Linked DNA regions of Homo sapiens: region 2 is linked to region 1. Evidence: read pairs that join two places in POLR2A ChIA-PET (ENCODE). Cell type or tissue: B cell. All regions are shown on one strand. Each heading gives the region's core, and the rest is flanking DNA. Links, peaks and the distances in the headings are about the cores only.

Region 1 (15,286 bases), core at 3,038-11,037:
AACGGAACTGGGCTAAGGTGAGTTTTGGCCAGTGAACTGAGCAGCTAGGGCCTTTTTCATGCAAGGTCTAGGATAGAGAATAATGCATACAGTATGTCCATACTGACCACTTTTGCAGGTGGTCTGTATAAGGTAATTCAACAGCAGCAGAACCATTGACAATTTCTTACCTTTGGGCTACACTTTCTGGAGTTCATTAGCATCACTACCTGATATAAATTAATAATTTCTAAATTATCTAAATAATTATCTATGACTAAACTAGTCACTGTAAATAGAGTCACTTCATGTCACTTCATGATTTAATATACTACATTGTATTTTAATGAACTGTATTCATTCATTCATATATATATATAAAATATACCTATGTAAACATCATCTTTAGAAGGGCATCCTCTGGGTAAAAGACAATGTAAATGAAGTGAGGGAAGAACAATGTGGTGTATTGTATTCAGTCTTAGTGTTTTTTGTTTTTTTAGAGATAGGGTCTTGCTCTGTCACTCAGACTGGGGTGTAGTGGCGTGGTACTGCAACCTTGAACTCCTAGGCTCAAGCGACACTCCCATCTCAACCTCCTGAGTAGCTGGGACTATAGGCGTGCACCATTTTACCCAGCTAATTTAAAAAGTTTTTTGGGGGCTAGGCACGGTGGCTCATGCCTGGAGAATAGCTTGAACTCAGGAGGCAGAGGCTGCAGTGAGCTGAGAATGTGCCACTGCGCTCCAGCCTGGGTGACGGAGCGAGACTCCATCTCAAAAAAAAAAAAATTTTTTTTTCTTTTGCAGAGATGGGGTCTCATTATGTTGCCCAGGCTGTCAGTCTCAGTATTTCTTTTCATTTTGATGTTTTATTAGTGTTTGGTTTCTTTTGAGTTTCTAGAATTGCATTGGGACTTACTGGGGGTTGTCAAGGTTTGTTTTTACACCAGTAAAGGATGAACCCAACAAGGTAATGGCCCAGAGATTAGATCCAGGCATCTGTGACATTATGGGCTGAGGGGATCTTAGGAAATTTTTGGAAGGGTGTAACTGAGTACTTTGCATTGAATTTTGGGAAGTCTGTTGCATTCTCTTAATTCACCCAACAGTACCAGCCAAACTATAATACAAAACTTGAGGTTCTTACCTGAAATATGAATGAGAGAACTATGCTATGCTTACATTTCTACATAACTTGCCTTCTTTCCACATGCCTATTTTTCGTTTTGTTTGGTTTTTAAACTAAACTGGTTGAAACTGAATCAGCACGGATTTTAAGCTTTCTTCTGGTCTCAGGTTTAAACTGAGTTTCCAGTCTTTGGTGCCTATTGCTAATGGGATGGTGGTGGGGTGTTTACGAGGGTGGGGCGGGGACCGTTGGCACAATCCATCCTGTTTCCACAGCAGATACCTCCCATTTCCTGTTTATTTTTTTAACGTTCTATATAGAAATAGTTTGTACAACTTCGAATAAAAAAAAAGAGTTTCAGGGTGGAAAAAACCAAGCCATCTGCAAGCCCTACTGAGGCAGAAATCCACCCTAGTCTGGGCAGCCTGTGGCTTTGTCTGAAAAGGGACCTTACACATTCAGAGCTTCTGTTCCTGGTATCCTCAAAGCCTTGGCTGACCTTGACTCCCTGGCACAACTGGCTCCCCTGGAAAGGTGGCTTGGGATTTGTGAGTTCAAGACTCTCAGTTTTGCACTAGGAGACTGGGGTTAGGAAGAGCATGCAGTTTAAATCTCTGTTCTGTTCACTAGACTTCATGAAAGCAGTGGTGGTTCTATCTTAACTCCTTTTGGCTGCTTTGCCTCCAATGTCTCCATGCTGATAATGTTGCTCTTGTGATGAATGATAACGGACTGATATGGACGTGTAAGAGAATAAGAATAGTGACAGTCATAGTGCTTGCATGGAATCTTCTGTTTTTTTCAAAGCATATTCACATAATTCTTCATTTGCACCTTTCTGAAACCATCTGAAGAAATGTGACAGAAGAGAATGGGACCCAGTAACAAAACTAACATTGATAAATTATTTATGAAGTGCCAGGCATTAAGCTAAGCTATATACAGTATTGACAACACTTTATTTATGTACATACATATTTACATACATTTCATAATAACTGTGTAATATAGGTACTGTTATCTACCTCTACTTTACACAAGATGAAATCGCTGACAAAAAATTGATTAATTGGGCCAAGGAGACATAGCTTATAAGTGTTGGGCTGGGATTCAAACGTGGTCTGCCATCTGCAGAGTCCAGTGTTTAACCACTAACAAGTGGAATCTAGGGTAAAGGGCACCTGTGTGGTATTATAACTCAGGTTAGAATCCAATTCGTTACCTTAGAACCTGGGTTTCCTGACTTTTATCCAGTGATTGTTTCTTGCTTTTTTCATTCTTTTATTGTGAAATATGTCATACACAGACTATATTGGATGAACACACACATTCAGTTTTTGTTGAACCATGCATGTGAAATTGTCAATATTTGCTCAGATTTGGCACGTAACAATAGCAACTTCATGATTTAATATACCATATTGTATTTTAATGAACTATATTAATTCATTCATATGCATATATATATATATACACACACACACACATATATATATATATATATTTTTTTTTTTTTTTTTGAGAAGGAGTCTTGCTCTGTCACCCAGGCTGGAGTGCAGTATGTGATCTCAGCTCACTGCAACCTCCATCTCCTGGGTTAAAGCGATTCTTGTGCCTCTGCCTCCCGAGTAGCTGGAATTACAGGCATGCGCTGCCATGTCTGGCTAATTTTTGTATTTTTAGTAGAGAGAGGGTTTCACCATGTTGGCCAGGCTGGTCTCAAACTCCTGACCTTAAGTGATCCACCCGCCTTGGCCTCCCAAAGTGCTGGGATTACAGGCATGAGCCACCATGCCCAGCCAATTCATTCATATTTAATGAACCTATTTAATGAACTACTATATCCTGGTTTAATGAACTAGTTTAAAGTTAAGCAAACCCTAATATAAGCAGCACACAGTTTAAAGAGTAGAGCATTGCCCTCTATGTGCCCCTCCTCCTCCTCCTTGCCCTCTGTAGATAATACTATGCTGACTTTTGTGATAATCATTTCTTTTCTTTGTAGTTTAACAACTGTGTTGGCATCCTTACAGAATATAGTTAGTTTTGCTTGTTTATGTCTTTATATAAATGGGTTATACTGCAAGTGTTCTTTTTCAAGTTGCTTTTTTCATTCAATATTAGGTTTATGAGATTTTCCAGACTGATGCATGCATTTATAGTTTTAATTAATTAATTGATTTTTATTTCAATAGCTTTGGGGGTACCAGTGCTTTTTAGTTACATGGATGAATTGTAGAGTGGTGAAGTCTGGGCTTTCAGTGTATCCATCACCCAAATTAGTGTACATTGTACCCAATAGATAATTTTTCATCCCTTATTCTCATCCCAACTTCCCCCTTTGTGAGTCTCCAATGTCCATTACACCACTCTCTTAGATTTCCAATCCATGAGCATGAGATGTTTGTTTGTGTCATCTATGATTTCTTTCAGCAGTGTTTTGTGGTTCTCCTTGTTGGTTAAGTATATTCCTAGGTATTTTTTTTTGCTAGCTATTGTAAATAGGATTGAGCTCCTGATATGATTCTCAGCTTGGTTGTGTTGGTGTATAGCAGTGTTATTGACTTGTATACATTAATTTTTGTAACCTTAAGATTTGATGAATTCATTTATCAGATCTAGAGATATTTTAAACAACTAAACTAGATCTACACTTGGATCCAGCAATTCCGCTACTGGGTGTCTACCCAGTAGGAAGGAAAATAAGTCATATTAATAAAGACACTTACACATGTATGTTTATTGCAACACAATTCATGATTGCAAAGATAAGGAATCAACCCAAGTGCCCATCAACCAATGAGTGGATAAAGAAAATGGTGTATATACATGCCACGGAATACTACTCAGCCATAAAAAAGAATGAAGTAATGTATTTTGAAAAAACTTGGATGGAATTGGAGGCCACTATCCTAAGCGAGGTAACTCAGGAACAGAAAACCAAATACTGCATGTTCTCACTTTTAAGTGGGAGCTAAGCTGTGGGTATGCATTTATAGGGTTTTTTTTGTTTGTTTTTTTGTTTTTGTTTTTTTTTTTGAGATGGAGTCTTGCTTTATTGCCAGGCTGGAGTGCAGTGGCACTATCTCGGCTCACTGCAACCTCTGCCTTCAAATGATTCTCCTGCCTCAGCCTCCCAAGTAGCTGGGACTACAGGCACATGCCACCACGCCCAGCTAATTTTCGTATTTTTAGTAGACACGAGGTTTCACCATATTGGCCAGGATGGTCTTGATCTCTTGACCTCGTGATCCGCCTACCTTGGCCTCCTAAAGTGCTAGGATTACAGGTGTGAACGACTGCGCCTGGCCTATAGTTTTTATTGTTGTTGTATGATATTCCGTTCTGTGAATAAATCACAGTGTACTTATTCATTCTACTGTTGAAGAGCATTTTGGTTGTTTCTGGGTTTTAGCTAATTAGCACAACACTCCCGTGAACATTCCTACATGTGTCTCCCGGTGCAGATGGCAGAAATCCCTCCAAGTCTAGTGTACATATTTATGGGTAGATTTACTGAGTGGAAGACAAAGCTAAACCATTTACACTAAATGACTCTGCACCCAGCAGGTACCAAGTTTCCATTGCTCCACATCCTCTCTTACACTTGGCGTTATTAATTTTAATGTGTTTGTCATCTAGGGGTGTGTAGTGATCCTTCGCTGTGATTTTAATGTACATTTCCTGGATTATTAAAGAGGGTGAACAATTTTACGTATCTTCAGTGATCATTTGGATTTCCTCTTTGCCCTTTGGGAAATGCTGTTCATGTGTCTCCCTCTCTCTCTCTCTCTGTGTGTGTGTGTGTGTGTGTGTGTGTGTGTGTTCACAGGAATTCATTACATGTTTCTGGATATTAGTCCTTTGTCAGTTACATATACTGTAAATATCTGCTCCCAGTTGTGGCTTGGTTTTTACTTTCTTTATGGTTTCTTTAAGTAAAAGGATTTTTAAAAATTTAATGTATGTGTATGATTAGTGCTTTTTATGTCTTGTTTAAGAAATCCTTTTTTATGCCAAGATCATGAAGATATTCTCCTATATTGCCTTTTAAAATCTTTGTATTTTTGTCTCTTACATTGAGGTCTTTCATACTCTTAGAATTGAGTTTTGTGTATGGCGTCAGGTAGTGGGAGGAGGTCTAGTTGTTCCAGTGTGATTTATTTTTAAAAATCCATTGTTTTCCTACTGATACGCATTGCTATCTTTGTTATGTATCAGTTTTCCGTGGCTTTTTCCAGTGGGGTAATCACTGTCCCCTGTTCACTTTTGAGAACAATTGATGATTAACTTTATGTACTTGTTCTCTCCTCCGTTTATTTTTTCTATGTGGTTATTTTACAGATGTAGTATCATGAAAACACTACAGTGTAATCAGTATTATCTCTTAACTTCCTTGATTTAACTCTAGTCAGACTACCCATTCATGCCTTGTAAGTCCCCTTGGATGCTGTGTCCCCATCGGTGGCCTCGTCCCAAGTCATGCAAATCAGAGCTGCGTGTTTGGTAACTGTTATGAATAGTTGACTCTCAGGCTTTGATACCTGGGGAGAAGAAGGAGAAAATTCAAGTCACTAAGCAAATAATTTGGGCAGTGAACTAAAGGAGTAGTACCTGCAGAAGTTGCATACTAAGCTGGAAGCAAGAGGTTCTCCATCCTTTCTTTAGCTATTTTTTGTGTGATCCTGTTCTCAGTTTTCTTATTTGTTGGGCTACATGAGCTACACTATCTCTTTCACTTCTAAAATTCAAATGAGACTCTGTCACCATCTTTCTGTGTGACTATATGTATCTAAATATCTTTTTGGTTTTCCTTTCCATAGCTCCAGTTTCTCTTACAGAGACTATTTAGAGTGAGTACTAAGTAAATATTTGATTTCTTCCTGCTTTGGGTAGAACAGCGCTGATGTATCTAAGGAGGAAATGGAAAAGAGGACTCTTAGTTGATGAGAGTTGATGAGAAGTTTATGAGAAAGGGCGAAGAGCCACCCAGTCTGCCCCTGGGGTCACTTTGAAGCTTAAAACAATACGTCTTCTTTGAACCTGTTTCCTCCACTAGCAAATGAGGATATCAATAGCTACCTCACTTTATAAACTTGTTGGGAAGATCACATCAGATATTATACCTGTAAATAATAAAGTATCTTTTAAATGGAAACAACTGTATAGGCATTCACTAGGCATCCACTCTGCCACATCTTATTTGCATAGCTTCTTAAGGTTTCAAAGACCTTTCACACACATCTCACTTGACTCTTACAACCTACCTACTAAGGAGGCAAAAATGACAAGGAATAGTTGTGTTTGTCCAGGGGCACACAATCAGAATTTTAGAACAGATATTACCAGCTGTCTCGTTTACCTTTCCTAATCCTCATTGTACAAATTAAAAAGCTCAGGTTCAGAGAAGTTAGAAGACTTGGCCAGGATCACACACAAGTACACTATCAGGGAACATGCCTTCTTGCATCTACTCCAGTATTCCTCCCATGATACCATGTTGTCTCTAAAGAAGTTCTGGACTGTGAAATGCTTGAGGACTGGGATCATAAATCCAGCCTTGGTAATTTTGTTTCCAGATTGTAATTTTCCAGGCACCTAGCATATTTGCTATCCTTGCATTTCTTTCTTTCTTTCTTTCTTTTTTTTTTTGAGACAGAGTCTCGCTCTGTCGCCTAGGCTGGAGTGCAGTGGCCCGATCTCAGCTCACTGCAACCTCCGCCTCCCGGGTTCAAGCGATTCTCCTGCTTTGGCCTCCTGAGTAGCTGGGATTACGGGGGCATACCACCACACCCGGCTAATTTTTGTATTTTTAGTAGAGACGGGTTTTCACCATGTTGGCCAGGCTGGTCTCAAACTCCTGACCTCAGGTGATCCACCCGCCTCGGCCTCCCAAAGTGCTGGGATGACAGGCATTAGCCACCGCGTCCGGCCTGTCCTTGCATTTCTTGGTGGTTTACAGGATTATGACTTCTCCTTCTGTCTTTTCACTCACCCAATGTAATACACAAGGATCAATCATGCAAGTTATTATCAACTTAGTAAAAAGTGAGTAAATTTGCTGAATAAGATATGTTTTTTTGAGACAGCATCTCACTCTATCGCCCAGGGTGGAGTGCAGTGGTGTGATCTTGGCTGACTGCAACCTCTGCCTCCCAGGTTCAAGCGATTCTCATGCCTCAGCCTCCCGAGTAGCTGGGACTACAGGCATGCGCCACCATGCCTGGCTAATTTTTGTGTTTTTAGTAGAAATGGGGTTTCACCATGTTGGCCAGGCTGGTCTCGAACTCCTGACCTCAAGTTATCCACCCACCTCGGCCTCCCAAAGTGCTGGGATTACAGGCGTAAGCCACCATGCCGGGCCAGAATAAGATATTATATACCAAAATGTAAATAATCTTAGTTTTAGTGATTTTGGTCTACTTTACCGATAGGGCCTCTTGACACGGTTGATATCAAAGTGCTGCCTTGAACGGTTTTATGCGGTCCCTTGGACTTTCCCATTGATGTCTCCTAACTTTTTACTCTGTTGCTCTTTGTCCTTTACCCAGAACATGCTCCATAGCCATCCACCAGTGCCAGCCCATCTTTGAATGCTGTACTCAATTCCCTTGGCCTTTGCTTCTGCTTTAAAGCTGGCAGGCTTCTTTTACTTATATCAGCTTTCTGTTTGAACCTCAAATGCTCAAAAATAATTCCTTTTAAACATTTCCTGCCACCTTTCTTGGATACTAATGTAGTTCTCAGAGTGTATGGGGGATTACTCATATAAAGCCTCAGTGCTTCAAAGTGAGGAATAACTGTGTAATAAATAGATCTGGCCGAGGATGAAATGAGTGTTAAACAAGACAGTCGCTGATATCACCGGACGTTGTCTAGCTAGGCTGGGTAACTACCCATCAGACGTGTTACAGAGGCATTTAAACAGGTGATGGGAGTTTAAGGTGGCCTTAAGAGCTTTCCGACACTAAAAATGTCGTGATTCTGTGTTAGCAAATTTACTAGCAGATTGACTGCTCTTCTACTTTTATGAGTCTCCTAAACTGAAAATGGGCATGAGGGATCTTTTTGGGATGGTGAAATGTTCTAATATTAGACTGTGGTGATGGTTGTCCAACTGGATACATTTACTAAATATCGTTGAACTGAATACTTCACACCAATGATTTCATGGTATGGGAATTATGCCTCAATAAATCTGTTTTTAGAAAGTCTCTTAAGACTATAACTGCCATATTTTGAAAACAATGTATTTATTTTAAAACATACATTATATAGGTTTAAAGTGTATGCTAATAATTTATACACTTTTAAGAGGCTAGATATTCAAATAAGAAGTTAAATTTAATACCTGGAAAATTATCTAGAATATATTAAAATGATGCACACTTAAACATGGATGTAAATCACTACCAAAGCTGTTGCCCTATTTTAAAAAATTATTTAGTTAGTTTTAAATTTACATACAGTAAAACTTATTCTTTGTGGTATATAGTTTCATGGATTTTTGCAAATGCATATAGTCCTGTGACCACCCTCACAATCAAGATGCAGAACAGTTTCATCACCCTCAAAAATTCCCTTGTGCTACCAATTTGTAGTCATCCTCTCTCCCCACCTGCAACTCTGGCAACCACTGATGACTTCTCCGTCATTATAGTTTTGCCTTTTCAATGACATTATACAATATATACAGTTTGAAGAGAGATTTTCAAACTTAAAATTTATTCATTTTAATAGTTGAATTATGAAAATAATGGTTATTTTGGGGTTGGAGGGATTTCCCTGCTGGTAACTAGTCAGATGAAGAAGAGTGAGGTAGACGGAGGCAGTATAAGACTAGCCTGAATTCAGTCACACTTGTAGAATCACAGGTGGTTAGACTTGGAAGGGTTTTTGGAGTCATTTAGCTAACATCCCAATATGAAGAAACTGAGGTCCAGAGGGAAGAATGAGTCTCAAACTTGCGCAACTGTGTGGAGCTGGCCTAGCCCTCAATTTCCCAATAGTCAACTTCAGTATGCTTTCAACTACTATACGCCCTGATTCGTACTATCAGTTTTGCCTGACTCTGAGTTCTAGCACAAATTCTTCCCCTTTGAAATTCCTCTGCCACATCCCTGATTGCTGATGATCAAAACAATACTTGATATTTATCACTAGCACTGGAAAAAAGGACAATTTCTGAACTATCATCTCATTAAGTTATGATTCCTGACTCTTTGCATCATGAAACCATAACTCATTCACGACTCTTAACTCATCATTACTGGATGGGTGTTCATTCTGTTATAGGCAAAATGCCCAAGAGAAAATATACAATCCAGAATTAAGTCATTTTGAAAGGCAAGAACTGGAAAGACCATTAGAAATAACTTGAGGTGGTTTTTAGGCATCCTTAGGCATCTCCAAAGTTCCCACTGGGAGCACCTCAGGAGAGGGGTAAGGAAAAGGCTCAGTGGTAGCTGTGCCACCTCCTCTGATAAAACCATTTGTGATCACTTTCATTCTTCCTGAAAGGCTTCCTGTAACATTTCTTACAGCGCTGATATGCTTGTGGTGAATTCTTTCAGCTTCTGTATGTCTACAAAAGTCTTTATTTTACCTTTTTTTTTAAGGTTATTTTCACTGAGTATAGGATTTTATGTTGACAGGTGTGTGTGTGTGTGTGTGTGTTTCCCTCCTTGCTTTTAAGATGTTGCTCCAGTGTCTTCTGGCTTGCATTGAGAAGTCTCTTTTTTTTTTTTTTTCCCCCAAGACTGAGTTTCGCTCTTGTCGCCCAGGCTGGAGTGCAATGGCCTGATCTCAGCTCACTGCAACCTCCCCCTCCCAGGCTCAAGTGATTCTCCAGCCTAATCCTCCCTAGTAGCTGACATTACAAGTGCCCCCCACCATGCCCGGCTAATTTTTGTATTTTTAGTAGAGATGGAGTTTCGCCATGTTGGCCAGGCTGGCCTTGAACTCCTGACCTCAGGTGATCCACCCACCTTGGCCTTCCAAAGTGCTGGGATTACAGGCGTGAGCCACCGCGCCCAGCCAAGAAGTCTGCTTTCATTTTTACCTTTCTTCCTTTGTACATATTGTGTCTTTTTTCTCTGTCTGCTTTTAAATTTTTGTTTTTATTAATGGTTTTAAGTAATTTGATTATGATGTTCCTTGGCATACTTCTCTTAAATTTCTTATGATTGGGATTTAGTGAGCTTCTTGGTTATAAGAATTTATAGTTTCACCAAATTTGGAATATTCGGTGACTATTTCAATTTTTTCCTCCCTTCCTTCTACTTAAAAAATTAAAAGATATTTTAAATTGAAGCAGCCATGAAAGTACATGTCAGGCCTTTTATTTTGGGCAGTTGATTGGTGACTCCAGCAGCTGTTCTCTGACTCTACCTTGTATTTCCACTGAAGCCAGACTTTTAATGGGCTGCTCCTAACCAATGATTAAATGTGGTACAAATGTGAATGCAGACCTTTTTCTGCAAGATGCAGACTCTTCTGATGGGTGACTTTGACTTGAGGACTCCCCATCAGCCTGGCTGACACTTTTATTTTTTTGAGTCAGAGTCTCACTCTGTCACCCATGCTGGAGTGCAGTGGCATGATCAGGACTCACTGCAACCTTGACGTTCCAGGCTGAAGCGATCCTCCCACCTCAGCACTGCCAGCCCCCACTCACCCTGCTGCACCGCCCCTTGAGTAGCTGGCACTATAGGCATGTGCCACCATGCCCTGCTATTTTTTTTGAATTTTAGTAGAGATGAGGTCTCACTGTGTAACCCAGGCTGGTCTGGAACTCCTGAGCTCAAGTGATCCTTCTGTCTTGGCCTCCCAAAGTGCTGTGATTACTTACAGGCGTGAGCCACTGCACCTGGCCTGAAACTATCTTAGAACAGTGCAGAAGTCTGAGACTATTCTTACTTAATCCTTCTTCCTTTCCTCTCTTTTTCCCAGGGTTCGCATCTACATGGTCTAAGGAGTTTCCCTATCATCTCCATCTCTATCTTCTTTTTCCTTCACAGCCATCTCCCCCAATAAATCTTTGGCATCTGCTTCCTGGAGGATCTGAGCTAACACGTTTATTATTACCATTATTTTATTTTTATTTCCCATCAGTATAAGATTTCACTTAAATAAAAGGTGGCTCACACCTGTAATCCAGCACTTTGGGAGGCCGAGGCGGGTGGATCACCAGAGGTCAGGAGTTTGAGACCAGCCTGGCCAACATGGTGAAACTCCATCTCTACAAAAAAATACAAAAATTAGCCAGGTGTGGTGGCACGCGCCTGTAATCTCAGCTACTCGGGAGGCTGAGGCAGGAGAATTGCTGGAACCCAGGAGGTAGAGGTTGTGATGAGCTGAGATCACACCATTGCACTCCAGCCTGGGCTGATAACAGCAAGACTCTGTCTCAAAATAATAATAATAATAAATAAAATAAAATAAAAAGAAAAGATTCCATATCTAAAAGTGTTTGAGAACTGGTGATCTATTTTTTACCATGTTATAGTTGAGGGACTGAAGCTTGGAGATCTCTTTTGGATACTAAGTTTCCAAACTGAAATCAACCTAAATTATGACAATAGTCAAGTCATAAAGGCTTGTTCTTTTTTTCTGGGGTCTTGAGGCCCTGGACCAAAATTCGGCACCAATGTCCTAATCATGACATTACTACTAACTTCTTTATAGTACATGACAAGCTACTTACCTTCTCTAATCTTATTAAAGGGCTTGGGTTAGCTTATCTATACAGACTTTTTAACTCTAAAATGTAACTTTATAGGTGAGAAAACTTAAATAATTTACCTGACCAACTATCCAAAAACTTGTTAGAGAAAGACTGTATGGATTGGATTTTTTTCTCTAATAGCCAATACAATGCTCAAGACTTTTTCTTGTATTGAACTGTCTTTGGGAAAATATCCTGATAAACCACTCATGGCAAAAGATGTGGCCATGGACTTCAGGAACCAATAGAGTTTTTAAAAAATGGCTGAATTGTTCTGCATAAGCAGAGGAAGGAAGGAATTTGGTTTTGATCCTAGGAGGAAACAGGAAAGGGAAGGAGGAAGGAGCAAAGCCTTAAGAGGGTATAAAACCAGAGAGGTACATGGAGTGAAAATCCCTGGGGATAGAATGGAAAAAGGGGCTTTTAAGGTTAGAGATACCCAACGTTTAATTGGAAACTTTTTGCTGTATTATTGAGGTTTCTGGTGTTTGAAAGTAACATAAACCCAGTTCCAAGAAGCTTATACAAAAAAGGGATCTTAGTGGCTCACAACATTTGGAAAGATTCCAGGATTGTTTGCTGCATCCAAGGAAGAATTATAGAAACTAAAGCGGCAGACACCGTACAGAAACTTGAATTAACGCTGCCAAATCTCTTTCTCTCCCTCACTCCATCCTTTCCTTTCCTATCTTTCTCATCTCTGCTTAACTCTGTTTCCCTTTCCATGTTGACCTCACATTTTCCTATGACAGAAAGGACTTTGCCATGTGAAAGAGACAGAAAGGAGACATGGTTGCAGCCAGACTCAGCTCAGCAACCATAGAGAGCTTTTTTCTCTAAGTATCCATATAACAATTCCAAGGATGTGTTATAATTGTCCCGGCTTGGATTACATGTCCATCCCTTGTCAATGCCAGGGAAATAGAGCACCATGATTATCCCACACAGGTCATGTACCTCTGTTTTTGCCTGGGGCTAAGGGTCTTTAATGAGAAGAAAGGAGGTGGAAATTCTTGATGGGAAGATAAAATGATAGTTGCCACTTTGTGTTGCTTCAGTGTAAACCAATGCCTCTTTCAAAAACATTCAGTATAACCAGAATGTTCCATCCATGCAGCAGCCTTGTGTACATCGGGCTGTTTAGGTGAAAATTATGGCAAGGATGCTGGGCCTTGCCTAGGTTTAAGGTGGTAACAAATAAGGAAACACCCACAAGGGGTCAAATGACCTGTAATCTGAACTAATTCAACTGAATCAGGAATTTGGAGCCAGAGGTGACCATGGGAGCCATGTCAGGAAAGGATGTGGAATAGAGGCTTAAGTGCAGCTTATATGCCTTTGTGACCAGGAATGGAGCAGATGTACAATTGCTGGCTAGTTTTCCCATGGGGTATATTTTAGGTTCTTCAAAGATTCCTTTGCTGGGAACTTTTAACTGTAATTCCTGTGAGGTAGGTGGTGCTTCTTATGTGACTGGCTGGTTTTCACTTCAACTTCCGGGACTGAGCTTCCCAGAGTTGGTTATGGTTATCACTCTATAATGAGCTTTCAAACAGACTCCTGGCCAACTCTGACTTGGAAAGTCTATGTGTGGTCTTGGGAAACACTTCTGCATTGTTTTCCTACCATCTGTAGATGGTCAGTCCTCATTCTTTCTCTGCTGTGTGGCCTCAGGCACATCTATCAACAGCCTGTCTTCACATTCCTTATATATGCCAAACTCCAGAGGACAAATGTCACTCTGAGTGATCTTCCACTTATGGTCCTGTTGAAGCTCATTCAGCTGGCTTGAAGTGAAGGGAAAGTCTCCCTTCCCCATGGAAGGGCGCCCCCCCTTCCCCATAGTAGCACAGCATTCCAATGACTCTTTATGGAGAAATCCTCTCCCCTCCTTCTCTTCAACTTCGACTCCTGATATGGGTGATGTGCCAAGAGCCACAAAGCCAGCTTTTGGTCATCTCCTTTGTCAATCCCTGAAAAAGTGGGCAAGCTTTGTAATGTGGGGAGAGCTTAGCATCTATTGTTTTGTTTTGTTTTGAAAGCAACCACACCAAGGCTAACTGATTTTTGGAGCCTGGGCTCAAACTAAACAAGAAAGAATCTCATTTTAAATCCTTTTACACATGCATTATCTCACGTAATCGTTTAGGTATATTGGTCCCATTTTACACATGGGAAAACAGGCTTAGAGAGGTCAAGTGATTTGTTCAAGGTCTCATGGTAAGTGGCAGAAAAATCTAAACCCAGATTTTTTCTGACTCCAAAGTTAGTGCTCGTTCCACTTTGAAACTGTTAATTGATTACCAGAGTCCTGAGTCTTTTGGTTAATGCTCTGAGTTGGCATGGGGAGTCTTGTTCAAGCACTGGTACCTCTGACTCACGACTGTGTTCTTAGTCCATTCACCTCTGCACCTAAATTTTCCTTTATGTAAGTGTGTCACATAAGAATAATAATAATACTTTTTTTCCCTGCTTCCCAACAGAACTGTGTTGATAATGAGGTTTGAAGGTGGGTGGGTAGGAAAAATTTGTTAGAACTAAAAATGTTTAAACACCCACTACTATATGCCAGGCAGGCTCTGTGATAGGCTTTTTACAGACACTATTTAATTTAATCAAAGTTGACTAAAAAATATTTAGCAACTGGTCCAGCGCAGTTGCTGGCCAATCACAATGATGCTGGCTACTGACTGTCAAACTGTGCCAGGGAGACTGCTGGAAGAGGGGGTGCAAAGCACACAGGGCCAGCCAGCCAGCCAGCAAGGAGTGGCCAGCGTTACTCTCAGAGCGCCCCACGACAAAGTTCCTGCTCTTTTTAGTTATTTGAACACTTCAGAAGAAAGCAGCCACACCAAGGATAGCTATTATTATTCTCAGAGGTAGTTACTCAGAAGTTATTTGGATAAGGGTAAACAAGGCTAAGAAGTTTCATTTTTAGGGTTCCGCTTTCAAAGGAACACCGTTTTGCTCCTTTCTCTTATTTGTCTCTTTCTCATGCTGCTGGTGGACCAATGTCAAAATCTTGTGCTCAAAACCTTACTTCCTGTCCTTGTAGTAGCAATTCCCAATGGAGAAACATTTAAAGCACTGAAAGCAACACTCAAAAGAAGGAAAGAAAGGATAGAAAGGGAGGCGTGGGGGAAGATCATGAGGAAGGAAGGAAAAAAGAAGGAAAGAGAAATAAAATCAAAGAAGGAAGAAACAGTTCAGACCAGTTTGCAGATTTAGAAGTCATTTCTGGCTCCCTAACAGTTTTCATCCTCAGAGTGCTTTCAGGCCACCAACATGTTCACGCAATACTGGGCCGTGATCATCATGACCCAGGAGGGGAGGTAAGAGTGAAAGGTGGAGTCGACATTTACTGTGGAAAAACCAAGGACAAACAGGAAGAATTAAAACAGGAAATGACTCATGAACAATGGAAGGGGTGCTCCCCTCACTTTTATTATC
Region 2 (15,286 bases), core at 2,781-10,780, 52 kb before region 1:
AAAGAGTGGCAGGAGAGATGTGGAAAGTGCTTATGTTATTAACAGCTTCCTATGGATGTCCCTACCGTGATAGTCCACAGATACCTGAGATACCTGTCAAATCCCACATATGATCTACCCTTTAAACCTGCTCTCTCAATAGCCCCTAATTTTATGTATGGCATGACCAGCTTCTTTAATATACATACCAGAAGCCTCTGAGTCATTTTAAATGCCTCTTTGTTCCTCAACCCTATTCATCCCACCTGCAGGTCATCTCTTCCAAATTTCAGCTTTTTTTTTTTTTTTTTTTTGAGATGGAGTTTCGCTCTTGTTGCCCAGGCTGGAGTGCAATGGCATGATCTTGGCTCACTGCAACCTCTGCCTCCCAGGTTCAAGCAATTCTCCTGCCTCAGCCTCCCAAGTAGCTAGGATTATAGGCATGTACCACCATGCCCAGCTAATTTCGTATTTTTAGTAAAGACGGAGTTTCACCATGTTGGCCAGGTGGTCTCGAACACCTGACCTCGTGATCACCCGCCTCAGCCTCCCAAAGTATTGGGATTACAGGCCTGAGCCACGGTGCCCGGCAATGAGCTTTCTTTTCTATCCTTATCTATCCCCACAGCCTTGGAGCCAGGCTCAACTCCCCTCCACCACCCTGCCCCCAAACTATTTAATTAGCCTTCTTACTGGTTTTGCTACTTCTAGATTTTTCTCTCTTTAAACCAATGCCACACATACCCCCCAGCATGCCCTGAGAATGGATGTGAATTCTGTGTGTGTACATGTGTACATTGTTCTGGTGAGCGCTTGTAGCTTTCATCAAAGTCTCAAAAGTCCACAAAAGGCTAGGAGTCACTACCATGATCTTTATTTCAGATGAAACCGTGCTCAGTAAATGTGGTGCAGTTGACAGACTGCTGAACAGTAAGTCAGGAGACCCGGGTTTTAGTTCTGGGGCTGCCACTAATTAGCCGTATGACTTTGGGCAATGAGGCACTTACTTTGTACCTGTTTCCTCATCTGTAAAATTCAGAAAGTCTCTTCCAACCTCAAAATGCTATTATTGAGAAATTACCATACAATTATTATTAAGAAATTGCCATACAATGTCATAAATGCTAAAACAAAGGTATGCAGAGCTTTGAGAGCACAAAGGAGGTTCTCCGGGTGTGGGGTCATCTAGCTTTGCTTGGGAAAATTGGTAAAGAGTTGCAGAGGAGGCCACAGTTCAGTCTTGAAGGATCAACAAAACTTTCCAGGCAGAAAGAAGGAGGAAGGCATTTTAGGCAAAGGAAACTTTGTGAGAAGGCAGAGAAGTAATAGAGCCTCAAATTGGCAGAACAATGAGTAGATGCGTATAGTTTGGATGTACGTGTGTTGAAAGTTTGGGCTTTAAATGCACAGGGAGCACTAGGAGATAAGCCTGGAGAAGGCGAATGAGTTGGGGCCTGAAGTTTCTTATGTATGGTGCCAAAAAGTTTTGACTTTATCTTGTAGACAGTGGGAAGCCATGGATTGTTTTAGGTAAGAGAGTGACAGGCTGATTTCCCTTTCATAAAAATCACATTGGCAACATGGGAGGAAGACGGATTGGAAGGGAATGAGACATGTTTGGAAATGATAAAGGTCTGAATAAGCCAAGGGGATAGAGGTGGAAGGAAGATAATGTTGTTCCTTTTAAACCTATTACATTTAAGATACCCAAGGAATATCCAAGTTAAAATGTATGGTAGGAAGTTGAAAATTTGAGTCTTATGCTCACAAGATAGACCTGGATTTAGCAGCACTCATAAGTGAGTACTGACTGAAGCCACAGGAGTGAATGACATTGCTTTGGAAAAGCATGTGGAGTGGGGAGTAAGGGGGCCAAAGGCTGAATTCTGGGAAATAATAGTATTTGAAGTCAGGAGTAGAAAACACATTGGAAGGATGGCTGGGGTGCAAGGAGCTGAGGAGTGAAGGGAGGAAGAGAGATAGTAAAGAATCTATCCATTTTTTTTTTTTTTTTTTTTTTTTGAGATGGAGTTTCACTCTTGTTGCCCAGGCTGGCGTGCAATGGCACGAACTCGGCTCACCGCAACCTCCTCCTCCTGGGTTCAAGCGATTCTCCTGCCTCAGCCTCCCGAGTAGCTGGGATTACAAGCACCTGCCACCATGACCGGCTAATTTTGTATTTTCAGTAGAGACGGGGTTTCTCCATGTTGGTCAGGCTGGTCTCTAATTCTCGACCTCAGGTGATCCACCCGCCTCAGCCTCCCAAAGTGCTGGGATTACAGGTGTGAGCCACCAGGCCTGGCCTAAGAATCTACTCTTTTAAGAAGGTTGGATGAGAAAGAAATAAAAGCGAAGGCTAAAGCAAGAGGAGGCTGCTGAGTGGAGGAAGGTATTTCATTTTATTATGTCTGCTGGGCAAAGATCAGTGAAGAGGCCGAAGTTGGTTACAGGAGAGATTGTGAATAATGGATGGAGGTGGGAAAGGACAGGATATAACGCACACCTGCAGGGCCTAGTCCCAGCCAAGGGAGCTGGAGAGTGTCTATTCTTCCCAAGAAGGAGGAAGGAAATCAGAAAGTTTCATTCAGTGGTTCTCACATTAAAATCACTGAGGTATCTTAAAAAAAATGCCAATAGCTGGGTCACACCTCAGAAGTTTCTGGTTTAATTAGTCTGGGATGGTCCTGGGCATTGATGTGTTTTCAAAGCTTCCCAGGTGATTAAAATCTGCAGTCAAAGTTCACAACCACTGGTTTAATTGCAGGTAACATTTTAGATTAATGATAATGGGATTGGATTTGAGGAAACTCACACTTAATAAAGGTTGGATGAATAGGGAGTGGTCAAGGTTTCATAGATGAGGAAGGGAGAAAGAGAAGGAAGCTAGAAGGGAAGGCAGCTAATGCTAACTTATTGAATTTTATGTGCCAGAGATATAGAAATGAATGAGGCATGGTCCTTCTTCTTAGAGATCAGGATCTCACATGACAGACACTTCACCACAAGCCTATGACATAATACAGTTCTTGACCAGTTAAGTTTTTTTGTGTGTGAGCTACTTTTATTCTTTTTTTTTTTTTTTTTTAACTAAAAGTGAAGGGGGAAACCCCTCACACCCAGAACCCAGGTATTTCCCAATATAGACTGGGTCTGGAAATCCTTTTGTGAGCATTGAGAGTAGCCTTTCTGGGAAGGTGGGTGCTGGGGAAAGATCTGTAACTATTCCGGGAGATCAACTTGTACCCAGGCTCATCAGCAGGGCTGGAAGTAGATGGTGATTGTGGCCCTGCATGTGGGTACATTACTGCAGTCACCTGTACCTGGGAGGTGGCTAAAATTGCTAATTGCTTACATGGAAACACTTTGATGGCCATTCTGCTATAGTGTGAAGCTTCTATGAGTAAGGTACCAAGGATTCCCTTTCTCTGAGCAGCATTGTAAAAAGGCCCTACTTTTCATCAGAGCAGAAAACCTAACTTTTGCTACTGTGGTCTGGGCCTGACCTCCAGGGACAGCTTCATCCACACAGGAAGTAGGTAGGTGCTTCTCTATAGTCTGGACCTTCCCTCAGAGAGAGTCTACTGTCACTTCTTGAGTTCCTTGAATCTTCCCCAGGAGGGTCCAACTCCCAGGGCTCCTGGGAAGCCTCTGATCTGACCCCACCAGCCCCACCTCCACCTAGTGAGCTGGTGAGGTGTTGAAAGGGCTTTAATGGAGGGCCCTGGCTTTTAGCTAGGGGCCTCCTTCCCCGAGGAAGAGTACTGAAAGAAGTGTCCTAGAGAAGTGTTCTCTCCTAAGAGAAGTATCCTAGGCACAGAACAGAGAGGGGAAACTCGACTGGGAATTGACTGTGGCACTATGAGTATATGGAGGGTGTTCCTTCTGTTACCTCATTAGACCCTTTTTATATAAGCAGAAATTGAGGCTTGAAGAAATTAAGAAATTCGACTATGTCCTCAAGGACAGGAGCTGTACAAAATCCAATCTGTTCCATTCTATTGTCCCTCAGGCTCTTGGCCTCCCTCTGTTATTGTAGGTTGGCCCCTTTAGGAAAATCTCAGTTGAATGTCATTTCAGTGCTCTCCTTCCTTCTAAAGAATTAAGCTAGGTCCCTTAGACCATAGGGCACATGGGCCTTCTAGCTGGGTCTCTGTTTGCTTACTCAGTGACTTGGGGACGTGTGAAATCCAGATGGGATTCTATCCTGAGGTGAAGGTAGAAGGTAATACAGAGAATTGCTGAATGGGACAGACCACACCAATAAAATTTTTTGTTGGACTCTGTAATCCAGTGTTTTCATTGCAGAGATGTAATTGAAAGCCCCCAACCTCACCGTCAGAGAAAGGAGGGACTAAGCTTATTCTAGCCTGATGCCTGATACCTGTTAATTGGGAAGCCTTGTCTGTTAACATCCTGACTTAGGTTTCAAGCTTTCAGTGGGGCCAGACTATGGAATTATCTGTAATTCTGGCATCAGAAGCCCTTTTTCCAGTTCTTTGGGCCATTTTGGGGTCTGTGAAACAGGCTAGCAGCATGTGAAGATAATTCACACTAAATCTGCCTGAGAGTCAAGACAGTGCCACGGCAGCCCCGACTCTGTGTCAAATTACACACTAGCTGCCTAGCACTGGGGTGTGCTTTGGGGCAGGGCTGGGGACACCCATGTCCTCCCTACTTCCCTTAACCCTTCCCCAGCTCTCCTGCCACTCCCTCATACACCTGGTCGTGGTCACTGCCAGGAGCCCCAGTGCGGCCCAGTGCCTGCACATGATAGGCACAAGGTGAATGAGTGCCTGGACGCATGCAGGGACTTGGGTACCTGAAATGATGATTCTGCATATTTCATGTAGTCTTGATGCTGAGTCACCTGCTTACCCATACTACTGGAGGAGGGGATGAGGAAAGACAGAGTTTGGGCAAAGGAGAAAGGAAGTGTGTTTTACTGTTCTGCATCTTTGAACAATGCAGCATAGTTGGTTCTGTCCTCATCTTTGGACAGGTTAGAATGAACCATCAAAAGGGGTGAGATTAGGTCTCAGGAAATAGTTTTCATCAGGGAGGAGCAAAAATTCCCAAACAAGTGAGGAACAGAGGCTGGGAGTCTCTTTCTCTGGGATTCCTTAATCACAGGGTTGTTCAAGCAGGTGCCAGGATTGGAAACTGAAGGAGGCTGAGATATTGAAAAGGCCTTGGCCTGCTTAGGGAGAAGTATGTGAAGATGCTTTTGAAATGATACTACTCTAAGTGGCGGGTTGCACGGCAATAACATTAATGATAATTGAATACTGCTTTCACTTACTCCAAGGGGAACATGGACTTCCCACAGCCCAGGCTTTTACGGTGTGGGTTCACTCTTGTAGGGTCACATGTAAAAGAACCCTAACTGGTTTCTTGGCATACTGGGAGGCACAAATGCCCCAAACGTGTAGGATATTTTGTGAGATCCTACAATCCCTGTGTGGCACCTTCAACTCTAAAGTATCTGAAACTCCTGGGATGGACAATCTGCCTGCTTGGGGTTGGGGACCCAACTGGCCAAGGCATTTTTCCTCTTGGAGGTTTCCTGGGAGAAGGCCCCCTCTCCTCTGCCATTCAAACTCCCAGGCGCCCGCGTCTTTTCCTCCTCCCCTTCTTCCCTAAGGCAGGGTTCCCTTTGTAATTAATCCCAACACTCAAACCAGAGGGGAGGAAAAATGTGTTAATGAGGGAGCGTCCCAGACTGACTGGGGCGGTCGCTGCTCGCAGCTAGAACTCCAAGTAATTAAATTATTTTTGGAAGGAGGGGATATGGTGGTGATGGTGTCAGGGAAATCCCCGTATGCATGGGAAGAGGCGTGCGCCTCTCGCCACTAATTAAAATCAGGGATGACCCTCCCTTCTCGGACCCCTAGGGGGAAAAAAAAAATCAATCTTCCCACGTCCCAGATTCCATTGGATTTTGTGTAGTCGGGTCCGTGGCCCTAAAGAGAATATGGCCAGCCCCAGGGATCTGGGGGCTCCTTCTCCGACAGGAGGGGTCCAGGAAGACAGCCCCAGGAGGGACTGCGGGCTGGGCCAAGTCCAAGAATCGAGGCATTCCCCTGCCCACCGTTCGGGACCCGAGTGTCAGCCCCACCGCGGATTCCCAGGATCGGGGAGGGCCGCTGGGCATCTGAAGGCGCAGGGCTGGGGGAGCGGCGACTCCGGGAAGAGCGGGGCCGCAGACAATGGACGCGGCGGTAGGAGGGGCGGCGGCTGTGGGAACAGCCGGGAGGCGGCACCCGGGAGCTCGCGCTCCCCCGCCCCCTGCACCCCCCACCCTCATCCCCTCCCCCTCCGCCCCCTCCCCCCTGCGCCGCCGGCTCCCGATCTGATTCCTGATCCTTGATTCCTTGATCCTTGGTCCCGCCATGGGAGCCTGAGCGCCCCCTATTCCCCCCTGGCCCCCAGCCCCCGGGGCCTTGAGGGGGAAGAGGCAGCGGTCTGGGACGGAGCAGGGGGTGACCAGACTCAAGAACCCCCCCCTCAACATCCCCCATCGCGCGCGCTGCCTGTCCAGGAGCGCCGAGTTCGGAGCGACCCGGAGCGCTGCGGATACAAAGGCGACGGGCCGAGCGGGGCGCCCGCGGAGCCCACCCGGCAGTTCGCAGCGGCGGGTGAGTGCCGGGCCGCGGGGGCGCGGGCAAAGTTTGAAAAAAAAAGAAGAAAGAAAGAGAGAGAAAAAAAGAAATGGAAAAGGAGGAAAATCATGCAAGGGGCCAGGGGGTGCCCGACCCCAGAGCGAGCGGGGTGGCTTATGGGGGAAGGGGGGCTGGACTCCGGGCAACCCCCTTCCGGTCCGCTTCCCCACTGCACAGCGGAGTACCCCCCCCAACTTTGGGGAGGGGAAGGGGCTCGTGGGGAGGGGGCGGAGCCCAGGCCTGGAGAGCCGGGGACTTTCCTGGGCCCGGGCGGGGGCCTTAATGATCCCAGGGGAGCCGGTTGAAGCCGGAGACGGGGAGCTTGTGTTGGAGGTGGGGGGAGAGGCGTGGAAGGATCGGAGTCTGGAGGTATTGGAAGCCAAGGGTGTTTTGGGGTGCATACACCCCTCAGGAGCGTGGGGAGGGACGGAGGCAGGTATGCGTTAAGGGTGTAGAGTGGAGTCAGGGGGGCGGGTTGGGCAGAGTAGATAGGGTGTATGTACAGACCGAGGATGGGGCTGGAGGCGGTAGACTGTGTATAGGGGCCGAGGGGACAGGCGCTGGCATCCCTCTCCCCACTCATATTTACCCATCTGGGGGACTGTGGGCTCTGCGTTAGTGAGTTTTGAAGGGTTGGTGGAGGATCCGTGTGCATGATTCTTTGTTTTGGTGTGTGTGCACGCCTTGACGTGCTGCATGTTCCTGCAGGTGGGCCCCTGGTTTGGATGTGTAGGTGTTTTTCTGTGCTTGAGTGTGTGTGCACCCAGGGAGCGGCTGACCATGCATCTGCTGTGTGTTTGGATATGTGTTTATATGTATACTTAGGGGAGGGCGTGTATGTCTATGTGTGTGTACTGGGAGAGGGGTTCACGGGAAAGAGGTGTGTAGGTACTGAGGAAGGTGGGTGTGTAAGAGCAGAATGGAGTGTATGTGGATAGGTGTGTGTGCACCTGTGTACTGGGAAGGGGTGTGAATCTGTGTTCTCTTGTGTGTAACCTGTGTTGATGGGTATCAATGTGTGTGCCTGCCTTAGCTGGTATGTATGTTTCTGAGTGTGTGTCGGGGGTACCTCTAGACTCTGCAGGCAGATTTTCCTGGCAAAAATCCCGAAAAGAAGGCTGTCTGCAGGATTTTGAGACTTCGTGGATGGCCTCGCCTGGGTTTAGGGGTAGTACCTTAAGTATCTGAGACCTATGGGTGGGAGGGAATGAGTTGTCTTATGAAGTGCCTGTTTTTGGGGGATGGGTTTTTCTGGAAGAGGGCGTGTGTTGTGGGGAATAGGGAACAAGGGGTCTGGTTGTAGTCCTAGAGGAATTTGGAAGATTGGCGGGGTCAGGGAGAAGAATAAGAGGAACTTCCTCCCCCATCGTCATAGGCTGGGTTCCAGCGCTTGGAGAAGCTACACTCTTGGATTCCCAGCCTTAGGTAAAAGCTTCAGGCCACAGTTCTCTTGGAAAGCCGTCTCAGAGTTTGCTGCTTCATAGCCTTCTAACTCTGCCCTGACTCTAAGATCCTAAAGTTCCTGAGGAGTCTTGAGATTTTGGTGTGGGATGGAAACAAGAGGAGGAAGCATGTCTGGAGGGTTGAGACCTGGTGGGGAACAGCTTGGGTTCCCTGCCCATGGGGTTGAGAAGGTGGCATAGGGTGTTTCTTCAGCAGCTTTTGCAAGTGAGTCTGTGTGGTTTATCAGACCAAAAAGTTTCCCTTTTCCCTGGTGTCAAGCATGATTGAGATGGAGCTGTGGGTGTGGGGCCAGGGCTGAGTGTCTGTGTGTCGGGAAAGGGCCAGGTACCCATTGCAGGCTATACTGCTATACTCATCATCATGATAGTGTGGTGGGAAGTCAGTGACTATCCAGGAAGTGAATGTCTCTTTCCACCAAGAAGCCACAGCTCCCTTCTCTCCCTGTCCTCTCTCATCCTTTCTCTTTTGGGGTATAGGAAAGGGGTTGCTCACCTCCTTCTTTAGGATACTAGCCTTCCCCCATTGCACACTCTTTTTGCTGCCAGTGGCTGGGTTGAGGCACCCAGTTTTAAGAGCTGAGGTGAGATTGTACATACCCATTATGGTCTCTGGGCAATTGCAATTGGAATGTTAGAGTCTCTAATGGGCATGTGCAATTGGAATGTTCCCTCTTTAGTCCTCAGGGCTCCCTACCCTCCCTAAGGCCTGGAGATAAGAGTAGTAGGGGTTAGAAAATGTTTGAACGAGGAACGGGGAACGGGGCAGAGTAGGAAAAGACCTTTAAAAGACCTTTTTTTTTTTTTAATGGATCATTCCCCCAAACCCAACACCTGTCTGATAGTTAGGGCTCCCAGGGCTAGTAAGGCACTTGCATCTAAGATGGTGTGCCCTGGCCCTCTGGGGTCCCTTGTTTGCTCTGTATACGCTGATCACATGCATGATATATTATGCTGGTGGGGGCTCTCTTCCAAAGAGGAGGAATTGTGGTCAGATAATAGGAAATGCCATTTCTGAAAGTACTTCCAGATTGGGAGTCAGTGGCCACGTTGGCCCCTCCTCACCCATTGTCTTGCTCCTGACTTCTATTTCCTCTAATTCTTCCGGGGCAGGCCTCTCTGGTGTGTTTGCCTCTCCTCCTGATCCTTTTAGATCTGAGGAAATATCCCCCCTTCCCTGGCCCTAGAGCAGGACAGTTTTTTATCTGCTCATCTGGTTTCCAGGTCCTTCCAGTTAATGGGGAGGGAACTTGACTAACAGAAGCTTTGGCAGGGAAAAGGAAGAGATCTGATCCCCTCTGAGTTTTAGGGAACTCCAGTCTTCTCCTTCCCTCAAGTGTTCATCACATTGTGAGGCCAGAGAAAGGAGTCAGAGTTGGTTGGAATTAGTACTTAACAGTGGTGTGATCTGGGCAAGTAATAAACCCCATTCCCCAGCCTCTTAGGTGTCTTAAGGCACATCCTCCAAGCCTAGACTGAGCCCTTCCACAAGGAATCCCTGGTCCCCCACCAAGTGGCTTTCTTCCCTGGTTTGCTTTTAAATTCTGGCTTTGCCACTGTCTAATTCCGTGACATCAGACAAAACTGGTAACTTTTTGAAGCCTCACCTGTAAAATGGAATTAATAATAGGCCCTACTTCTTGGGGTTATGAGGATTAAATGAAATAATAGAGAAAGCACGTTGCACAGTTCCTGGCACATAGTAAATGTTAGCTGGATGGTTCGGATTCTGAGGGATAATCATCATTAAGGGAGAGAGGTCGGAGTCGGGATAGGAGAACTAGGCTTTGGTTCTGATCTTCCTTTGGCCGACCACATTAGGCACTCTCTCCTATCTGCCAGGCACAGTGTGAAGCACAGGGGATGGAGGGGCAAATAAGATGTTTTCCCAGGGGAGACATGTGAAAACATGTTGATTCACTGCAGCCCAGTGAGTGCTGTGTGGAGGTGTGTTCAGGAGGCCACTGGAGCATAGAGGAAGAGTGCTTGGCCCTGGGGTGAGGTGCCAGGGAAGGTTCCTGCAGGAGATGCCCTGTTAGCTGGATTTTAAAAAAATTAAGGTGAAATTCACATAATAGGAAATAAACCATTTTAAAGTGAACAGTGGCATTTAGTACATTCACAGTGCTGTGCAACAACCACCTCTGTCTAGTCCCCAAACATTTGCACCATCCCGAAACAAAACCCATACCCATTACACAATTGTCGCCATTTCCCCTTACCCCAGCCCCTGGCAACCACCAATTTGCATCCTGTCTCTATGGATGTACCTATTCTGGATATTTCATACAAATGGAATGATAGAATGCATGACCTTTTGAATCTGGCTTCCTTCGCTTAACATAATGTTTTCCAGGTTAATCCACACGGTAGCATGTAGCATGTATTAGTACTTCATTCCCTTTTATAGCTGAATATTATTCCCTTGTGTGGACAGACTTTACCTGGTTAAAGGATGAGTTAGGCCAACAGGAAGGGTCTTAGGATGGCACTCCTGGTGGAGGCTGAGCGTGAGCAAGAAGGCACACAGGGTATTTGGTAGTCCTGTACCTTGCAGTATGAAGTGGGGATTTGGCCTCAGTTTCTCTGTCTATAAAACAAAGTTAATCATCCCTTTCCTGCTTGTGCTATGGGCTTGGTAGAGTTGGAGGTATTAGGGGAGAAGAGAGGCTAGGGTATTATTGCCTCTTCTCAGGGTCTGGGCTGGGGATGGGACTTTTAAAACTTGCTCTTTCCTCCTCTTTCCTGGGCAGCTCACTCCTGTATGCATCAACCCTCATCCTTGTGGGGAGCCATCTCCCTGTTCACTTGACATCAGCTTCCCCTCTCTCTGAATTGACCTGAAATTTTCCCTTTTACCTTCCACAGGTGGGTAACCCTGTGCATGATGAGATTTTGGCAGCAGAGGTGAAGGAAAGGCCTGGGACTAAGTCCTACTCACATTCTACCCTACGGCGGCCCTCCCCTTCTTTATCCTGTCTCTTGGTGATGTGGCTTGGGCAGCCCTCTCTCACCTTCTCTGTTGTAGTCTGGATAGAACTGTGGTGGGCCAGGGAGAATGTTTGCATTCCTTGTCTCTACCCTGCTTGGTACAGAGTAGGAGGCAGAGGCCCTTTATGGTGGGGCCCTTTGGAAATGAGGTTTTGCTGTGCTTTGTCGGATGCCCCTGGCAAGATTGGTAATTATAGACATAACAGCTGGGAACTGGTTTGAGAGAAGCAGGCTTGGAATCAGCAGACCTGAGGATATCCTGGTAATCAGGGTGGGGCAGGGAGAGGGGAGAGTGGGATGAAGCTGGGGGCTGGGTAGGGTGGGAGGCTTGGGGCCTCCTTCCCCTGCCGCTCCACACACAGCTGGGCTTAGAGCCTAGAGGAGAGTGGGAGGTGATTGGAACCCAGGTCTGCTTTACTGTAAGTGAGGAAGGAGGAAGGAGAGGAGGAAAGGTGGGGGATCCAAGGGCCTCTGAAGAAAGAAGCAGAGAGGAGGAAGAGGCATGTTGGTTGCTCTCTCAGGCAGTACCTGGATGTGGTCTAATTTAGAACAGGGACAACCCTGCACCTAGAGGTGGTTCCATCTTATTTTGGGGTGTTTCTCCTTACAGTGAGGTTATGGGAGCAGGAAGTGGAGGGGATTCGCTGTGGACCCACTAAAGGAGAAAAGGTGGGAACTAACATTTTTTTAAGCATCTATTGTGTGCCAGAATCTGTAATATTCTGCATACATTATTTTGCTGAAAACTCTTAACCTTCTGAAGTAGGCACTATTATTGCCATTTTATAGATAAGGAAACTGAAGTTTGGAAAAGGGGAGCGACTCACCTGAGATTACATAGCTCGTAAAAGGCTGTGCCAGGTCTGACTTCAGTGCTCTTCCTTTTCCCAAAGTCTCTTCACCTTCCCCTACTGTCATTCCAGTTCGGTCTGATTGCTCATTATTGCCTTTAATCTTGCACTTGAGTAATTCCCCTGTTTTCTGAAAAGCAAACATGAGTCCAGTGTCAGCCTGAGGAGTAGAGAAGCCTACCCTTGAGGGTGGGAGTCAGAGAACGATCTCATCTCCAGGAGGAGCACCTTGGTGTCATAAGCCTGGGGCGGGGCCAGCATCTGGGCAGAAACCTCTCCTGGGGTGGGTCTCTTTCTCCTTGCTGGGCCATGATTTTGGATGGGGGTTGGGGTAAAGGAGTGACTGTAGGCTCCGGCCACCATGGCCCGTGGGGTCTTGTTTGTGAATGGGAGGAGCCTGGTCCTTATTGTCTGTAGGGTTTTCTCACAGCCCCTAACAATGTCCTTCAGACTCCTGTTTTCACCAGAGTGTTCTTGGCTCCCTCAGCCTGGTCAGAGAGAGAGGGTGTGTTTGTTTGTGGGTCTAGGGAGGGGGTTCTGGTTTTTTTTTTTTTGAAACCGTTTCGCTCGTTGACTAGGCTGGAGTGCAATGGCGCGATCTTGGCTCACTACAACCTCTGCCTCCCTGGTTCGAGTGATTCTCCTGCCTCAGCCTCCCGAATAGCTGGGATTACAGGCATGCACCACCATGCCTGGCTAATTTTGCATTTTTTGGAGAGGCGGGGTTTCACCATGTTGGTCAGGCTGGTCTGGAACTCCTGACCTCAGGTGATCTACCTGCCTCGGCCTCCCTAAGTGCTGGGATCACAGGCGTGAGCCACCACGCCCGGCCCAGGGGGTCTGGTTTTTTAGGGTAAGTAGGGTTTAGATAGGAACAGGTGCTGAGCCCGAAGTGTGAATGCAGTCACTTAAAAAACAACAGACTGTGAACAAAAACATGCATTTTGACACCTGCTTTACTTCAGGAATGGAGGTGGCAGATATAAGGGATGGGAGAGTTGAGAATTTTCAGCAAAGAGTGAGAATCTCAGGTAGGGGGGTGGTCGCGATGGTGGAGGCCGGCTGGTACTTGGGCCTTTCAGCTGGATCTGGTTTTCTAGATAAGAACTGGCCAAGTTGCCAGATCCAAGGCATTGGGCTGAGGCAACAGGAGGTTCTCAGGATGGGGATACCCAGCCCTGCCACCCTCATCCCCAGTCACACTGCATCTCACACCCTGAGGCCCACTCTACCACTTTCCTACAATCCAGCCTTTGCTGACAGTGCCCCCATATGTTCTTCCCTCACACTCCATCCTCACAGCTCAACTCTCCCCATCCACAGCAAGCCCGAGGTTGGCTAACTTCCCCTTCCCAACTAGCTGCTTTTCACATCTTTGCACCCCAGGGCAGGGGCTGGGTGAGCAGGCTTTGAAGGTCTTTTGGGGCCAGGGACAGTTGGGGCCTACCTCGAGCAGCAGGCTAGGAAGAGGGGGGCATTTGTTTTTGGAGTGTACAGGACACTCACTGACTTACGGGTCAGCACAACTCACCCACCTCCCATTGTCCACCCTCTCCCTGAAGACACCTCAAGCTGCCTGCTTTCCTTCTTGGTTCTTCCACAGCTCACCTGGTGGGCAGGTACGGGCCAGTTCTCTGCCTAGGCCAAGGGAGGAAGCAGCTCAAAGCCTGGTGGTGGAAATTGTGGGGCCTGCCTGTTGGTAAAAATTAAATGGAGAATCCAGAAGCCCTGGTTGCCTTCCCACCAGCTTAGTGTCCCGTCTTCCCGCCGGCCCCCACCTGGGACAGATGCCAGGGGCATTACTCACCTTTTCTCCTGCAGCCTTTCCACCCCCAGTGTTCTCTTCAAGACGGACTAGGAATGGGTCTGGGGAAGGCTAGGGAATGGGGTGCTATGGGACATGAATGTGCACACGTGTCTGCTTTTGTGTGCTGTGTTGGGGGGCAGGTACCTTCTGGGAGCTGGGATGGGGGTGGGGGTGCCAGAGAGACAGCGGAGCAGGTCTCTACAGAACCTGCCTAGCCAGGGTGGGTGGAGCTGGGTGGGGCAGGCAGGAGTGATTCCAGGTTTCAGAGGGGGAACAGAGTGTGGGTGTGTATGCGTATGGGTGGGTATTTTGGTGTGTTTGCGGATTTAGAGGTCCTCGGCCTCACCCCCAGCCTTAGACTGAGGGAAATTCAGGACGTAGGTGGAGAGGGGCTTGGCTCTGGCTTCCCCAACTGCTTTTGAGGTAGAATGCAAGCTCAGGTATCCTGGCCAGGAGCCCAGTCTGTGGGCCCTTCCCCTGCGGTGCACCCTGCACTGGGGTCTGCTGGTGAGAAGCTGCTCTGGAAGCCTAGATGCCTGGATGACACAAGCATGGCCAGGATCCCACCCCTCCTCTGCCACTCAGCCCAGTGAGGAGAAGGATCCTGCCCCCACCCTGGGGCTATGAGGATGGTGAGCTCATCTCTGGGGCTGTCCTGGGAGAATGCCTGGTTAACAGGGCGGGGGTGGGGCACCTGGTGCCAGCTCCTGGGCTCCCTGCTCTGCCCTTCCCACCCCTCAGCCCACCAAGATACAGCTGTTCTCTCTGGCCTCCTGGGCAGCACTGTCACCCAAGGACAGCCTTTTTCAGGGTTTAGGAATGAGGGTCAGGGCAAAATCTTCATCCTATTTTTGGTCCAGGGCTGGAGCTGGTCCTTGCCCACTCTGTACCTTAGTCTTTTCGGTGATAGCAAAAGCCCAGCCTCTCTGGATGGGTGGCTTGCCCATAGCCCAAGGCTGGATGGGGATGAAGGAACATCAAGGTTCTTAGTTGTGGTAGATGGATGGGTGCAGGAACCACCCCTTTTGGGGATAGAGGCTCTTTGGTTCTGGCTGTCTTAGCTGAGGCCTGTCTAGTCTCTGTCTCTTTGTCCCTGGTGAGAAGAGGGGGCAGGACGGAGTCAGCAAATCCTCTCCTGTCGTGGCCCTCTTGCAGTTGTGGCTACTCAAGGAACCAGTGTCCAGAGCAGTCTCATGGAGAAACCTGGTCTCACTCCAAGAGGAGCACTCCTCAAAGTCAGTGTTACTACGATTTTCCAACAATTAGAGGAGGCCAGAAATGGGCTGCCGTAGAAGTAGTGGCCATGGGCTAGTCACCTTCTCTCTCTGGGTCCCACTTTTTTATTTGTAAAATTTGAGGTTGTCCCTCTAAGGCCCCTTTCAGCTTGGTGCTGGGAACTGCTGAGAAGAGGGTGGTTCAGCCAGCTGTGTCCTCCTGAAGGGAAAAGGGAAAGGGAAAGGGAAAGGGGAAGGGGTGTCAGGGGAATGATATGGGCATAGTCAGAGGTTCAGGTACCTTCCTTCCGTCTGTGGAAGCTGT

Evidence for each region. ChIA-PET counts read pairs that join two places held together with the same protein. Peaks named below come from ENCODE experiments on the same cell type or tissue, not always from the same donor. Only the 100,000 strongest peaks of a DNase experiment are listed, where the experiment ranks them.
Region 2: POLR2A ChIA-PET joins it to region 1 with 5 read pairs; 3 of 35 experiments call an interaction of 5 or more read pairs at or near these places.

The regions. Positions count from the first base shown.
Region 1 is chr1:160,445,708-160,460,993 of GRCh38, forward strand. No RefSeq gene overlaps it. Among named protein-coding and RNA genes, the nearest start is that of VANGL2, 53 kb to the left of the region's middle. RefSeq lists an enhancer at 7,686-7,735. In B cell, for the core only: no CTCF peak of the experiment used is centred there; a DNase peak (open chromatin) is centred at 7,903; H3K4me3 peaks cover 1,543 bases; H3K27ac peaks cover 1,222 bases.
Region 2 is chr1:160,394,256-160,409,541 of GRCh38, forward strand. VANGL2 (VANGL planar cell polarity protein 2) reads left to right here and starts at 6,309. Exons shown (of 8, transcript NM_020335.3): 1 at 6,309-6,614. LOC105371466 (a long non-coding RNA gene) reads right to left here and starts at 13,989. Exons shown (of 4, transcript XR_007066686.1): 1 at 13,748-13,989; 2 at 13,549-13,633; 3 at 11,917-12,070. RefSeq lists an enhancer at 15,046-15,286. In B cell, for the core only: no CTCF peak of the experiment used is centred there; DNase peaks (open chromatin) are centred at 6,176, 6,526 and 7,146; H3K4me3 peaks cover 1,329 bases; H3K27ac peaks cover 381 bases; H3K27me3 peaks cover 1,318 bases.